3 separate regions of the Homo sapiens genome follow, and regions 2 and 3 are each linked to region 1. The links are chromatin contacts, found by Hi-C or POLR2A ChIA-PET in ENCODE. All regions are on one chromosome and are shown on one strand. The core of a region is the stretch at or near the end of the contact, and the rest is flanking DNA. Distances in the headings are between cores, read along the strand shown. Region 1 holds the start of SCAP (SREBF chaperone). Region 2 holds the start of QRICH1 (glutamine rich 1). Region 3 holds the start of PRKAR2A (protein kinase cAMP-dependent type II regulatory subunit alpha).

The links. A loop is a pair of places that touch in the nucleus more often than their neighbours do. ChIA-PET counts read pairs that join two places held with the same protein, here RNA polymerase II (POLR2A). Pooled maps may share reads with other maps.
Region 2: a map of CD4-positive, alpha-beta T cell shows a loop between it and region 1 (9-fold over the local background). The contact joins the promoter of QRICH1 here to the promoter of SCAP in region 1. A Hi-C loop is called at or near these places in 1 of 168 maps with a recorded cell type or tissue (CD4-positive, alpha-beta T cell), 1 of 37 single-sample maps with no recorded cell type and 6 of 50 pooled maps.
Region 3: a loop to region 1 is called in a pooled map, with 7 times the contacts of the local background. The contact joins the promoter of PRKAR2A here to the promoter of SCAP in region 1. A Hi-C loop is called at or near these places in 1 of 37 single-sample maps with no recorded cell type and 6 of 50 pooled maps. POLR2A ChIA-PET finds 5 or more read pairs at or near these places in 1 of 52 experiments (activated T-cell).

The regions. Positions count from the first base shown.
Region 1 is chr3:47,473,917-47,478,389 of GRCh38, forward strand. It overlaps SCAP (SREBF chaperone), which reads right to left and starts at 2,025. Exons shown (of 23, transcript NM_012235.4): 1 at 1,883-2,025. It overlaps LOC105377073 (a long non-coding RNA gene), which reads left to right and starts at 2,029. Exons shown (of 3, transcript XR_940821.3): 1 at 2,029-2,448; 2 at 2,726-2,786. RefSeq lists a silencer at 1,573-2,112.
Region 2 is chr3:49,092,273-49,096,745 of GRCh38, forward strand. It overlaps QRICH1 (glutamine rich 1), which reads right to left and starts at 1,799. Exons shown (of 10, transcript NM_198880.3): 1 at 1,640-1,799. It overlaps QARS1 (glutaminyl-tRNA synthetase 1), which reads right to left. Exons shown (of 24, transcript NM_005051.3): 24 at 3,660-3,807. The coding sequence ends at 3,757. RefSeq lists enhancers at 923-1,435, 1,804-1,923, 2,034-2,373 and a silencer at 1,434-1,683.
Region 3 is chr3:48,845,465-48,849,937 of GRCh38, forward strand. PRKAR2A (protein kinase cAMP-dependent type II regulatory subunit alpha) reads right to left here and starts at 2,410. Exons shown (of 11, transcript NM_004157.4): 1 at 1,871-2,410. The coding sequence starts at 2,132. PRKAR2A-AS1 (PRKAR2A antisense RNA 1) reads left to right here and starts at 2,473. Exons shown (of 3, transcript NR_109997.1): 1 at 2,473-2,561; 2 at 2,641-2,944; 3 at 3,523-4,473. RefSeq lists a silencer at 2,223-2,552.

The DNA of each region.
Region 1 (4,473 bases), core at 775-3,274:
AGTCCACGGAGATCTCTAGAGAGGGGGCGTTTTTGCCGCAACAGCAAAAGAAAAGAGAGAGCATTCAAGCCAGGCGCGGTGGCTCACGCCTGTAATCCCAGCACTTTGGGAGGCCGAAGCGGACGGATCATGAGGTCAGGAGATAGAGACGATCCTGGCTAACACGGTGAAACCCCGTCTCTACTAAAAATACAAAAAAGTAGCCGGGCATGGTGGCGGGCGCCTGTAGTCCCAGCTACTTGGGAGGCTGAGGCAGGAGAATCGCTTGAACCCGGCAGGCGGAGGGTGCAGTGAGCCGAGATGGCGCCACTGCACTCCAGCCTGGGCGACAGAGCGAGACTCCATCTCAAAAAAAAAAAGAAAGAAAGAAAAGAGAGAGCATTCAAACATCAGATCAGTTCATAATAAATTTAAAAAGCCTAATTCTTTCCATTTCAATTTATGACCAAAAGAATAAATATGGAAATATATTTATACAGTGTTAAATATATTTATATAGTGTTTTTTACATCATGTGCTCAGTGGGAATACTGCAAATGTGTAAAACACCTAAAATGTAAACTATATTAACACACATTTTAAAAGATACAGGTCTTGGCCGGGCACGGTGGTTCACGCCTGTAATACCAACACTTTGGGAGGCCAAGGCTTGTATAATGCTTGAGCCCAGGAGTTAAAGACCAGCCTGGGCAACACAGCAAGACCCCCATCTCTACAAAAAAATACAAAAATTAGCCGGGCGTGGTGGCACACACCTGCTGTCCCAGCTACTGGGGAGGCTGAGGTGGGAGGATCACCTGAGCCCAGGAAATCAAGGCTGCAGTGAGCCGAGATCGCGCCACTGCACTCCAGCCTGGGAGACAGAGTGAGACCCTGTCTCCAAACAAACAAACAAAAAACAAGTCTTTAGGCATCACTGAGGAACACCTAAAATGGATACAGCACTAACTAGACACCCTCGACCCTGACTCCCTAATAAAAGCGTCAGTCTTTTGCTCAATATCCTGACCTGACAGCAAACCAATAAAGACACGGCATAACCAAACTCCACAAATTTTTGGCCAAATAAAAGAAACACACGCAACGCTAACATTAAACCTTTTCTATGGCCGCTTCACGATAAGTATTACAAAATCCCCAGAAAGAGTTTATTCACCTAGCTCCGACTGTCGCCATACAAGGTGGAGCAGTGAGTGACCCGAACCAGGGGCTGACCCCTGCCAGAGCCCCCACAGCGACTCACTGCCCCCCCCTCCGCATTCCCATCTGCACAACTTTCTGTGATTCAAACAGTCCGGAGCCAGGGCTCCCTGCAACTAACGCTATCGTGACATTATAAGCCGGTTAAATACTGAGGTCATAAACCCACTCAGAAGTAAACAGAAGCAACATTAGTGAGCAAAGTTGAGGTTTAAGCAATACGGAAAACTAGAAACCAAGCAAAACCAGCAAAGCAACTAGCGTTGTCTCTCAATAAGATCTTCCAAAAGAGGCAAAGTGGAGAACCTGCTCTCCCCCGCACTCCGGAAAACCCAAACAGCACCAAAGCAGGTTCTACAACAGCTTCCCGGAGCAACTAGGCCAGGGGATGCGACGCCGCGCATCTCCCCCCGTCACACCAGGGGCCCGCGGAGGTCTGGTGGGGACGCGGAGCTCCAGGGGCCGGCCGGTGCAGGGACACGGCCGGGTTGGGGGTGGGGACGCGCGGCCCTGCCTCCTTGCCGGCCTGCGGTCTCCAGGGCCGGCCCGCACGGCTGCTGGACAGCGCCATGCCCACGCACCCCCGAACCTAGCGGCCCCCATTCCGGAACTCCCAGCTCCACGCGGCTGGGGTCGAGCTGGGGCCCGCGGGCAGGCGCCCTGAGCACCCGCGTGACGGTACCTGTGGTGGCAGCACCTCCCAAGCTGCGGCGGCGGCGGCGGCGGCGACGGGGGCGGCAGCAGGGGCGGAGCGCGGCGTGCGCGCTCTCGGCCCGCAGTCCGGTGCGTGGCGCCCTCCCTCTCTCTCCTGGCCGCCGGGTGCCCGCCCCTTCACCTCTCACCTCCTACCTTTACCCTCCCGCCCCGCCGCCCTCCGCACGTGCGCCCAGCGGCGTGCGCATGCGTAGTCGAACCACATTCGCGTCTCCCGTTCGCCCTCTGGTGGACACCGGAGGGAAGTATGGACGGCCGGGCCGGGCCGGGCCGGGCGGAGCGTGAAGCCGGGTTAGGGCCCGCCGGGTTTGGGCCCACCGGCTCTCATCGGTCATCAAGAACTTGCAGAAAGCCGGGCACGGTGGCTCGCGGTTGTAATCCCAACACTGTGGGAGTCCAAGGCGCGAAGATCGCTTGAGCCGAGGAGTTAGAGACCAACTTGGGCAACGTAGGAGACCTCCGTCTCCACAAGTAAAATTAATTAGCCGGCTGTGGTGGCGCGCACCTGTGGTCCCAGCTACTCAGGAGGCTGAGGTAGGAGGATCACCTGAGCCCGGGAGGTCGAGGCCACAGTGAGACAAAAAACAAAAAACCCACCCTGCACAAGATGCTCATGTTCCCTGTTTTATAATGGCAAAAAATTAGAAGCAGCTGGGCCGAGATACACTGCAAATGCAGATGAGAAGAATAAATAATGTCCATAAAACTAGTTTCCCTATAGACATTTAAAAGCATAAGTTGACATTTAACCATTTTCCACAGGGAACAGGTATTTGTTATAATAGCAACAGCTACGTTCACTGTTTACTAGGTGTCAGTTGCGGAGCTGGTATTGTACATGTCCTCGCATTTGGCCCTCCTGAAAATCCGAGGTAGGTCTTGTTACAGGGCCTCACAGAAGGGGAAGGGGAGGCTGCCTCCCCTCGAGGGAAACACAGGTCCCCACCTGCCCAGCTCTGGCCCAACTAGAGACGCTGCCCGGACCACTCTGGGGGGACTTTGATCATGCTACTGCATGCCCTTGCTGTACCCAGGTCTTGTGTCAGAGGTAAGCCTCCCCTCAGCCCCTGCCTACTGCCCGAGACACCCGCACCCACCCCAGGGCTACCTGGATAAGGCAGGCCCTGTACCTGCCCTCAAAGGCACCAGCAAACTTCTCTGGGAGTTCCAGAAAGTGCAGATCTAGTCACCAATGCAAGGCAGAAATTAGAGGTGGCCCTTCTGACCGCACCAGCCCCCGACCCACTACACATTCTTCAGATACCTCCTCCTAAAACCCAGTTCCCACCGGACTCTGGCCTCCCTCCTTGCCCACCACACTATTGTCACAATGAAAGTAACAATGGGGACAGTGGGCCTTGGCCCAAAGTGACTTTCAGGGTTATGACATTTTCAGCATTGTCTTTTGGCTTAATATGGGAATTTTGATCCTATAAAGAAAGTATTCGCTGGGCGCGGTGGCTCACGCCTGTAATCCCAGCACTTTGGGAGGCCAACACGGGCAGATCATGAGGTCAGGAGATCGAAACCATCCTGGCTAACACGGTGGAACCCCATCTCTACTAAAAATACAAAACAAACAAAAAAAAAATTAGCCGGGCGTGGTGGCAGGTGCCTGTAGTCCCAGCTACTCGGGAGGCTGAAGCAGGAGAATGGCATGAACCCGGGGGGCAGAGCTTGCAGTGAGCCGAGATCATGCCACTGCACTCCAGCTTGGGCGACAGAGCGAGACTCCGTCTCAAAAAAAAAAAGAAAAAAAAAAAGAAAGAAAGAATTTTTTAGGTTATTTTTATTTTTACATTTGAGGTCTCACTCCTTTACCCAGGCTGGAGTGCAGTGGTGTGGTCATAGCTCACTGCAGCCTCAACCTCCTGGGCTCAAGTGATCCTCCCAAGAAGGTAGGACTACAGATGAGCGCCACCATGCCATTTTTGTTTTTGTTATTTTTATCAAGATGGGGTCTTTTGCTGTGTTGCCCAGGCTGGTCTCAAACTCCTGGGCTCAAGCAGCCTTCCCATGTTGGCCTCCCAAACTGCTAGGATTACAGGCATGAGCCACCGTGCCCATCCTGTTTGTTGTATTAAATGAGAGAGAAGCAACAATAGAGAGCATTCAGGGGAACTTACCTACACCCCTTACCTATCCTGACATCACTCTCTCCAGGTCTGATCCCTTGAAATACCATCATTTGTCCCCTCAGAAACCTTGGGCATGAAGGAGTCCTCCTGAGCCCTGGGCCCACTGTACCAAAGTCTTCTCTCCAGAGAGGGTCAGGAGCCTGTCTTTTAACCACCTCCATGGCAGGACTTAGCCAGACTGCCTTGGGAACTGCTGTCATTCTCCTCACTCACCACCTCTTCCCACCCAACCACTCCATCAAAGCTGTGTTTGCAGAGGACTGACCCTCAGTGAAGTCTGGACACTCCCCCACAAAAAATAAGAGGCTCCAAAACTGACAAGCACCTAGCTAAGTACCTTTGTGCCTTGAAGCATGGCAAACAATCCTCCACTGCCCTAAGAGAACCCACTGAGAATCCTGTGGAGCCTCTGGGGAAGCTG
Region 2 (4,473 bases), core at 549-3,048, 1.6 Mb after region 1:
TTTTACAGCACCTAATAGTTTCTGGAAGACAGCACCCAGAATTGACAGGATTTGTAATGCTTCAGTATTACCAGAAAAAAAACTGTGCACAGATACTTCCAGGATATGAACAATTTTAACTCACCAGTCACCATGTTGCATGTATTTCTGCTGCTTGTCCTGAGTTCTTAAGACTTCTAATATTCTGAAGAAGATAGAACAAAAAAGTTCCTTCCATCCTCAGCCTCTTTTTATTAATAATTTTAACTTTGTTCTTAAAAACAATACAGTACATTAGAAAGAACTACCCCACCATTATCAAATTTGATGGCTAATTTTACTTCCTCTTAGCTTCCTATTCCTTAAGCTTAATTGAGCAAGACTGTAAATCAAACTAGCAGATGTTTTGTATTAGAAAAAAGAGGTGCCTATTTCTCTAGAACAAACCTAGAACTTCCTTGACACCAAAACACAGCGGCAGGGTCAAAAAAAGAGCTGAAAAGGACTGAAATCCTACACCAAAAGTGACTTTTACAGTGATACACTATCAGATTTTAGTAATTTCTGCTGGGATTTCTGCAATTTCAAAAAAGGTAAAGCACTGATTCTCAGGTTGTTCCATTTTGTTTAAGGCCAACTTTTTGGCTGAGGCAAAGGTGGGCCTTTAATATAATAAAGTAAGCCCCTCCCACTTACGCAAAAGAAAAGCTGCGTTTAAGGATTTAAACTGGCATTTTAGAGCTCGGAGTTCACATGGGCCACATAAGCGAATTCCCTTCCGGAGCGCACAGAGGTGACGTGTATGAATTACGCTTATGGACGTATTAGTTTCTAATGAAAGATAAGCAGGTACCACTCAAGGGCCTTCTAATATTAACCTTCCCTGCCCGGCAGAAAGCCCAGTACAAGGTGAGGAAATCCGAAGGGGCTCACTGCCCTCTCAAACCAAGAGGGCTTGGTTTCCGAAGCAGAGAAACACCCTACCCAAGCACCCGCACCGTACTTGGGCCTCAAGTAACGGCATTCTTCGAGGAGAACGGGCAATCTCGCCCCCCTCACAGAGGAGCGGAACCGCAAGCCAGACAGCAAAGCTGGTTGGTTTCTCTCCAGGCCGAGGCCACGGATGCCCGGGAACGTCACCAGACCAGAAAGGACCCAATCCTCAACCTTCCCAGCGCAACGAGCCGCGGCCGGCCCTCTGCTCAGCAGAAGCCTCCTGCGCGCTCTCGAGGCAGCACCGCCACCCGATATCAGAGCGCGCGCCCCAAAACTGGGGGTCGTCACGGGCGCGCGCTCCAGAAAGCCGCGGTTGCCCACGGGCCACAGCTCCTAGAGCAGAGATATCCGGGCCGGGAACGCGCACGTCGGCGGCCACGCGCACCGAGAGCCGCACAGCGCGCGCGCGTAAAAACAGGCTCAGCCGCGCGCCCGCACCGGCGCGCCATCTCGCGCCGCGCCCACCCAAATCCCCGGGCCACCCCTCCCCCATCCACAGGGCGGGGTGCGCTAGCCCAGGAACGTTTTCGGCTCCGGAGCCGCCCCGAACTCTCCAGGGCCCAGCGGTAGTGGCCCGCCCGCCCCCGCCCGCCGTTGTGTGGGGTGGGCCCCCCGTCTCAGGCCTACAGCTTCGCCGCATCCCCACCCGCACTGGAGCCCTCACCCGGCGACGTCACTGCCGCCGCCGCCGCCGCCTCCGCTGCACCCGCCGGCCCCGCCGCACCGCCAGGGACCCTGGTTCTGCCGTCGTCGCTCCAAGACCGACAGGGTTTTCTCCTCACAGCTCCCTGGGCGCCATCTTACATTCAACCCTCACAGCCAATAGGAGCCGATTGCTCCTCTCGCGATAATCGGGGCGTCGGATCCCGCGAGATCTGGGACTGCCTACCGGCCAAAATTAAAGTGAACGCTTCAGCAGGGGAAGGTGGCCGCGCTTCTGGCCGCTAGAGCGGATAGTGGATCCTAGGGTATGGAGCGGCTCGCTCCGCCCATGGACGCCTCTCCATGTGGGGCGGAGCTAGGGCCGTGGCTTGGCCTAGTAGTGGAGTCTCGGAAGGCTAGGGCTCCAAGCTAGCTCTTTGGACCCACCTTCCGTCGCCCGCCAGAGCCTCCTTTGGTCGAGCACGCCCACGCGGGGCGGGGCCTGGCCAGGCTCGGCCTCTCGCTTAAGGTGGACCCCACAAACTTCTGTCCTGGGCCTGGCGTCCCCAGCCGTGCCCTGCCTGGGAAGCCTCTAGGTTGCTCACCTCCTGGAGGAGTCAGCATCTGGTACTCCCGCTGTCTGCTGCCATCTGAGTTCAGCCTTCCGCAGTTGGGTCCACCTTAAAGCGGGCCCCCGGGTAGCCTAGTGTTTGTATACAGGGAAAATGTGGAAGGCGTTAAAGCTGCAGGCACACTCGGGCCTCAGCAGCAGCCTACACTGCCCCCAGAGGGCTTCCAGCCTGCTGTAGACTCTTTTTGCCTCGGAGCTTTTGCCCTTGTTCCTCTTATCCTGGCAAACTCCCCGTAGTCTTTCGTGATTCCCTTCAGAAGTCACTTCGTTAGAGTAATGTTTTCTGAGGCCCAGGCTGGGTCAGGAACCTCTTCCAGTCTTGCACAGGCCCCAGGGAGACCGCTCCCATACAGTGCTTGGTCACCCATTTCCCCTCCCGTGAACTTGGAAGGCCACCACAGCACGTATGCCCCATCTCACTTTGCCTGGCACGTAGTAGGCACTCAAAAATTATATGCCGAATGGGCCGGGCACGGTGGCTGAAGTCTGTAATCCCAACACTTTGGGAGACCGAGGCGGGTGAATCACCTGAGGTCAGGAGTTTGAGACCAGCCTGGCCAACATGGTGAACCCCGTCTCTACTAAAAATACAAAATTAGCCGAGTGTGGTGGTGCATGCCTGTGATCCCAGCTACTTAAGAGGCTGAGGCAGGAAAACTGCTTGAACCTGGGAGGCAGAGGTTGCAGTGAGCTGAGATCACACCATTGCACTGCAGCTTGGGGGACAAGAGTGAGACTCCGTCTCAAAAATAAAAAAGAATTATAGGCTGATTGGGCGCAGTGGCTCACGCCTGCAATCCCAGCACTTTGGGAGGCCGAGGCGGGCAGATCACCTGGGGTCAGGAGTTCCAGACCAGTCTGGCCAATTTGGCAAAACCCCGTCTCTACTGAAATTACAAAAATTATTCAGGAGTGGTGGCGCCCGCCTGTAATCCCAGCTACTTGGGAGGCTGAGGCACGAGAATCGCTTGAACCCGGGAGGCAGAGGTTGCAGTGAGCCAAGATTGAGCCACTGCACTCCAGCCTGGGCTAGAGTGGAACTCCGTATCAAAAAAAAAAAAAAAAAATTATATGCTGAATGATCAGACTGGGAGCTAGGCCTCTCCACACCAGCAGAAACAAACCTTTTAGATCCCTCTGGCACAGGGGTCCTAACCATGGACAAACACCCCAGGGCCCTCCATTCTCTCAGACCAGGTGCGGAGGGTATGAATCCTACCCAGGCCCCTGCCTTTAAGCACCAAAAAGTGCACCGGTGCTTTCAAAGCTGTCAGTACCACTCTGTTCTGGGAAAGTCCATTCTCACAGACAAAATGTGCAAAAGGCACATCTCCATCCCCCAATCATACCACCACCACCAGCATGTCTTCAGGGCCTTCAGATGCTAGAAGTGCAGAGATAACACACAGACTCTAGGAGAATTTAGCTGTTCTTTATTGACATGGAATTTGGGGTGGCGAGGGTAGCCACACCCTCCAGGAGGATGAGGTAGGTTCAGTGCTTCCAGCTCACACCTTTCCTGGGTCTTCCTTCAGTGTGACAGTTCGGTTAAAGACAAGCTGGAGGGCAGAGGGAAAAGGATGACCACCAACCCAGAACAAGGCCAGGGAGGCCTGGGCAGGTTTCACCACAGACACCTCCCCCTAACATCCTTCTTAAGCCAAAGAAGCCGAGGGACTAAGGGTCAGGAGGCCCGGGTCCTCAATAACTTTGTGACTTTGGGTAAGGGACTGAATGGGGCTCTAGGCTATAGTATTATATGGACCATAACAACCACCGTGGGGGTCCAGGGTATAGTTTTATATGGATTATAACAACCACCATGTTTGCCCCCTACTTTAAGGAGTAAGAAAGACAGGGTGGGCTGGTGCAGTGGCTCACGCCTGTAATCTCAGCACTTTGGGAGGCTGAGACAGGCAGATAATCTGAGGTCAGGAGTTCAAGACCAGCCTGGCCAACATGGCAAAACCCCGTCTCTACTAAAAATACAAAAATTAGGCCAGGCGCAGTGGCTCACGCCTGTAATCCCAGCACTCTGGGAGGCCGAGGCAGGCGGATCATGAGATCAGGAGATCGAGACCATCCTGGCTAACACGGTGAAACCCCGTCTCTACTAAAAAATAGAAAAAATTAGCTGGGAGTGGTGGCGGGCGCCTGTAGTCCCAGCTATTTGGGAGGCTGAGGCGGGAGAATGGCGTGAACCCGGGAGGCAGAGCTTGCAGTGA
Region 3 (4,473 bases), core at 1,160-3,659, 1.4 Mb after region 1:
AGTTTTGTGTGTGTGTGATCTAATAACACTAAGATCCTAACTTGGCCTCTCAAATGGTTTCATTGTTTTGTTAAATTTTAGTTGTTCAAAAGTAGGCCAATTCTACTGTTAAATTGACAAAGCATATGTTGAAGCAACCAAGGAAACTGTAATAGCTTCTTAACACTCTTGCGTAGATCAGATGTAGAAAGTGTTATTTTGGACAGGAGCAGTAGCTCATGCCTGTAATCCTAGCACTTTGGGAGGCCAAGGCAGGAGCATTACTTGAGGCCAGGAGTTCAAGACCAGCCTGGGCAACACAGGGAGACCCCGTCTCTATAAAACACTTAAAATTAGTAAGGCATGGTGGCACATGCCCTTAGTCCCAGCTACTTGGGAGGCCCAGGTGGGAGGATACCTTGAGCTTGTGAGGTTGGGGTTGCAGTGAGCCCTGATTGTGCCACTACACCCCAGCCTGGGTGACAGAGCGAGATCCTGACTTTAAAAAAAAAAAAAGGTGTGATGATCTTGGATCACCAAATCTGTGAGGGGAGGGACAGTCTCCAACTTGTTTCCTGCTCGGTCCTTATTGCGTACTCTTGGAGTTTATTGCAAACTCTTGGAGAAGGTTTACTATTACTAAATGATAAATCCTGACACAGCAAGTAGAGCCAATGAAGCTGCTCTCCTGATCTCAGTCTCTGCTGGGATCCTTTCCTTTAAAGCTACAACCCACCCACTAAACAAGAATATAGTTACTGGGTTTTTCCTTTTTCTTTTTTTTTTTTTTTGAGACGGAGTTCGCTCTGTCGCCCAGGCTGGAGTGCAGTGGCATGATCTTGGCTCACTGCAACCTCCGCCTCCCAGGTTCAAGCGATTCTCCCTGCCTCAGCCTCCCAAGTAGCTGGGACTACAGACGCCCGCCACCACGCCCGGCTAATTTTTGTATTTTTAGTAGAGACGGGGTTTCGCCATGTTGGCCAGGCTGGTCTCGAACTCCTGACCTCAGGTGATCCACCCGCCTCGGCCTCCCAAAGTGCTGGGACTACAGGCGTGACCCACCACGCCCGGCCAGGTTTTTCGTTTTCAAAAATGAGGTAGGGTGTCTATTTTGCCCAGGCTGGTCTCGAACTCTTGGATTCAAGCGATATTTCCTCCTCAGCCTCCAGAGTAGCTGGTATAGACTATAGGGGCCCACTGCCCCGGCCGGCAAGATAATTATTTACTCTCACCAAATTTGATTCAATCGTTTTGGCCAAGTTTTTAAAAATAGGAATATTCCCAGGGACCATGTTTGAAGAAATACAAACTCAAGTAAGCAGAGGTGAAATGACCTGAGAGATTTGCTTTAATACACTTCGGCAAAGAAAGAAAAAAGGTATGGATGAAACTTTGTGACAAACGCAACTGTTAAATGTAGGTGATGGCATATAGGGATTCATCTCACCTTTCCTCTTTTGTCTATGCTTAAAAGTTTTCACAGTAACTTTTCAAAAAAAATTATTATTTCCAAACAAACTTACTGTCCTATCAATTAAACACAAGTCACTGGATGAGAACGCTGTTGTCTTCGAAGCCAAAACTGGTGAAGGGTCTTAAGCAAAGGCGAGGGATCCTCTAGCAGGGCCGACAGCGCGCACGTTTCCTTCAAGGCTGGATCTGACAAATCACTCGGTGCGCTCTAGGGCTCGCAGGATCGCGGAGCTCAATTTGGAAGTGGCGCACGCGGGCTCACGCCGGTGTCTCAGGGAAACGCTAGAAACGCGGCTACAGAGCTCCCAATCCCAGCCTGCGGTCGGCTTGGCTGCGGCGCGACACCTGGCTCCCTGCCACCCCTCTAGACCTCTGGAGACCTCCTGCACCACTCCCCAGGGCCCCGCCCACAGCCTACCTTCCAAGTCCTCGTCCTCCTCCGACTCGCTGTCCCCTTTGGCGTCGGCGACACGGTCCGGGCCGGGTTCTGGCGGGGGGTGGCCCAGGCTCTGGCGTGGGGTGGCGGCGGGCAGGACTGAGGCTGGGGCGCGGGCCTCGCGCAGGCGGGTGAAGTACTCCACTGCGAATTCGACGAGGTCAGGCGGCTGCTGTCGCAGCACCTCCACCGTGTAGCCCTGCAGCAGCTCCGTGAGCCCCGGCGGGATCTGGATGTGGCTCATGCCGGCGGCGGCCGAAGGGATAGACGGGTTGGGCCGCCGGCGGCCACTGTCTCCGCGCTCACTCACGCCGGCCTTTCGCTCCGCGCCCGCGAGGTCTCTTCGCGCACGGCCCCGGCTCACGTCGCGCCGCTCTTTGGCCGGCTCTGCGTTTCCGGGCCGCGCAACCCTACGCTACCACGGCCGACCTGGCACCGCCGCCGCTGTCACTGGGCAGCCGCCGCCGCCGCGGGGACCGACGGGCAGGCGAGCTGGACGGGCGGGGCAGGCGTCCTGGTTGTGACGCACGCCACCGCGGGCGTGCGCGTCCCCGCTTAGCACCGGCCCTCAGTGCGCTTGCGCCACTAGATGACCCGCCCCCTCGGGCTGTCGGGGGGTCGAGACAGTGGAGTGTTCCTGATGCCAGCTCACGGAGGGAATCCAGGGAATTAGGTAATGAACGGTCTACCCATGAAGGGGACCGATTAGTGCCTCTCGCCTGGTCCTGAAGACCTTTAAATTATTCTTTCAGCTGATGCCAAGAGCCTCTTTTTGGCCAGCACTTACTAAGCACCAGAGACACAGCGAGAAGCAGAAGCATACGAGCACATCAGTGTGATTCTGCTGTGATGAAGGGCAAGAGAGGGCTCACTTTCCGGCGTGACATTCAAGCTAGCCCCGAGGCCTGAGCAGGACCCGCCCAGGGGAAGATCTGGAGGAAAGCCATCTGAACATACAACAAGAGCAAAGGCCTGGTGGAGTCAAGACCACCTTGGCTGCCAGGTGGAATGGTGGAATAACTCAGGAGTCTGTCAGGTCTCTGAGATGTCAAACGGGTAAGGCCTTGTAGGAAGTAGGCGTTTGAATGAGATCATAATTTGAGAGCCACAGACAGAAAAATAAATTTGAAAGAGTTCACTCAGCCAAATGTGTACAGTGAGAAAGGGAAATAAGGCCAAAAGCAGCAAAGACCTCTGTGCCTGTTCCTCCTGGAGCACTTTCACCAGGGTCCCCAGATCTAGGTCTGCCCATTCCTCTCCCCACATTCTACACTGGGCCCTAGGTCAACACTGCTTGATGAAGTTGAGCAGACCACAGGCATTGTTATCCTTTGCCCCTGGGAAGATGGTATAGGTGAACTGTAGAGGCCAGACTATTTCCCAAATTGCCCTCCTCCTCCTACCAAACTGGAAGGGTATTGAAAAAGGTGGAGACCTTCCTGGGATGTCCAGTCTACAGCCTACGTGCTAACCAAAGGCCCACTGGGCATAGAGCAGAGTCCCCCTCTCCTTACAGGCCTAGCCAGGAAGAGAGTAGCTGTAGGTTTGGGAACCTGAGGGCATTTGGGATGCTTAAACACCGCCTGGTAATTACTCAGTATTAATTAAAATCCTCCCTATCACCTCCCATACAGGCTTGGCACACACCCAGGAGCTCAATGCTGCTGGGAGCTGAGCAGCTGGGAGCAAGGAGCCCTCATCCCCACTGATGAAGAGGCCAGCCCAGGTTCTAGGCTAAGCAGGCCTGTGATTATAAACAGCAGTGTCTCCCTGGACAAGTTTCTTGACCCTGAGAAGAATGTTAGACCATCAACTTTGTGAGGGGACAGGCAGTCTCCAACTTTTTTCCTGCTCAGTCCTTATTGCATACTCTTGGAGAAGGTCTACTGACTTGTTCTCAGATGCCCCACGGCTCAGCCAACCACCCATCCAGCAGAGCATTCAAAAGGCATCTGGAAGGAATGAGGGCGACCGTTCTGCCAGGCCCCTATTTTTTTTTGAGAGGAGTCTCACTCTGTCGCCCAGGCTGGAGTGCAATGGCATGACCTCTGCTCACTGCAAGCTCTGCCTCCCAGGTTCAAGCGATTCTCCTGTCTCAGCCTCCCAAGTAGCTGGTACTACAGGCGTGCACCACCACACCCAGCAAATTTTTTCTATTTTTAGTAGAGATGGGGTTTCTCCATGTTGGCCAGGATGGTCTCAATCTCTTGACCTCGTGATCCACCCGCCTCAGCCTCCCAAAGTGCTGGGATTACAGGCGTGAGCCACCGCACCTGGCTTTTTTTTTTTCTTTTAGATGGAGTCTTCCTTTTGTCGCCCAAGGTGGAGTGCAATGGCACGATCTCAGCTCACTGCAACCTCCACCTCCCAGGTTCAAGCAATTCTCCTGCATCAGCCTCCTGTGTAGCTGGGATTATAGGCACCTGCCACCATGCCCAGTTAATTTTTGTATTTTCAGTAGAGACGGGGTTTTGCCATGTTGGCCAGGATGGTCTCGAACTCCTGACCTAGGGATCTGCCCGCCTTAGCCTCCCAAAGTTCTGGGATTACAGGCGTGAGGCACTGCACCTGGCCATTTTGTTTGT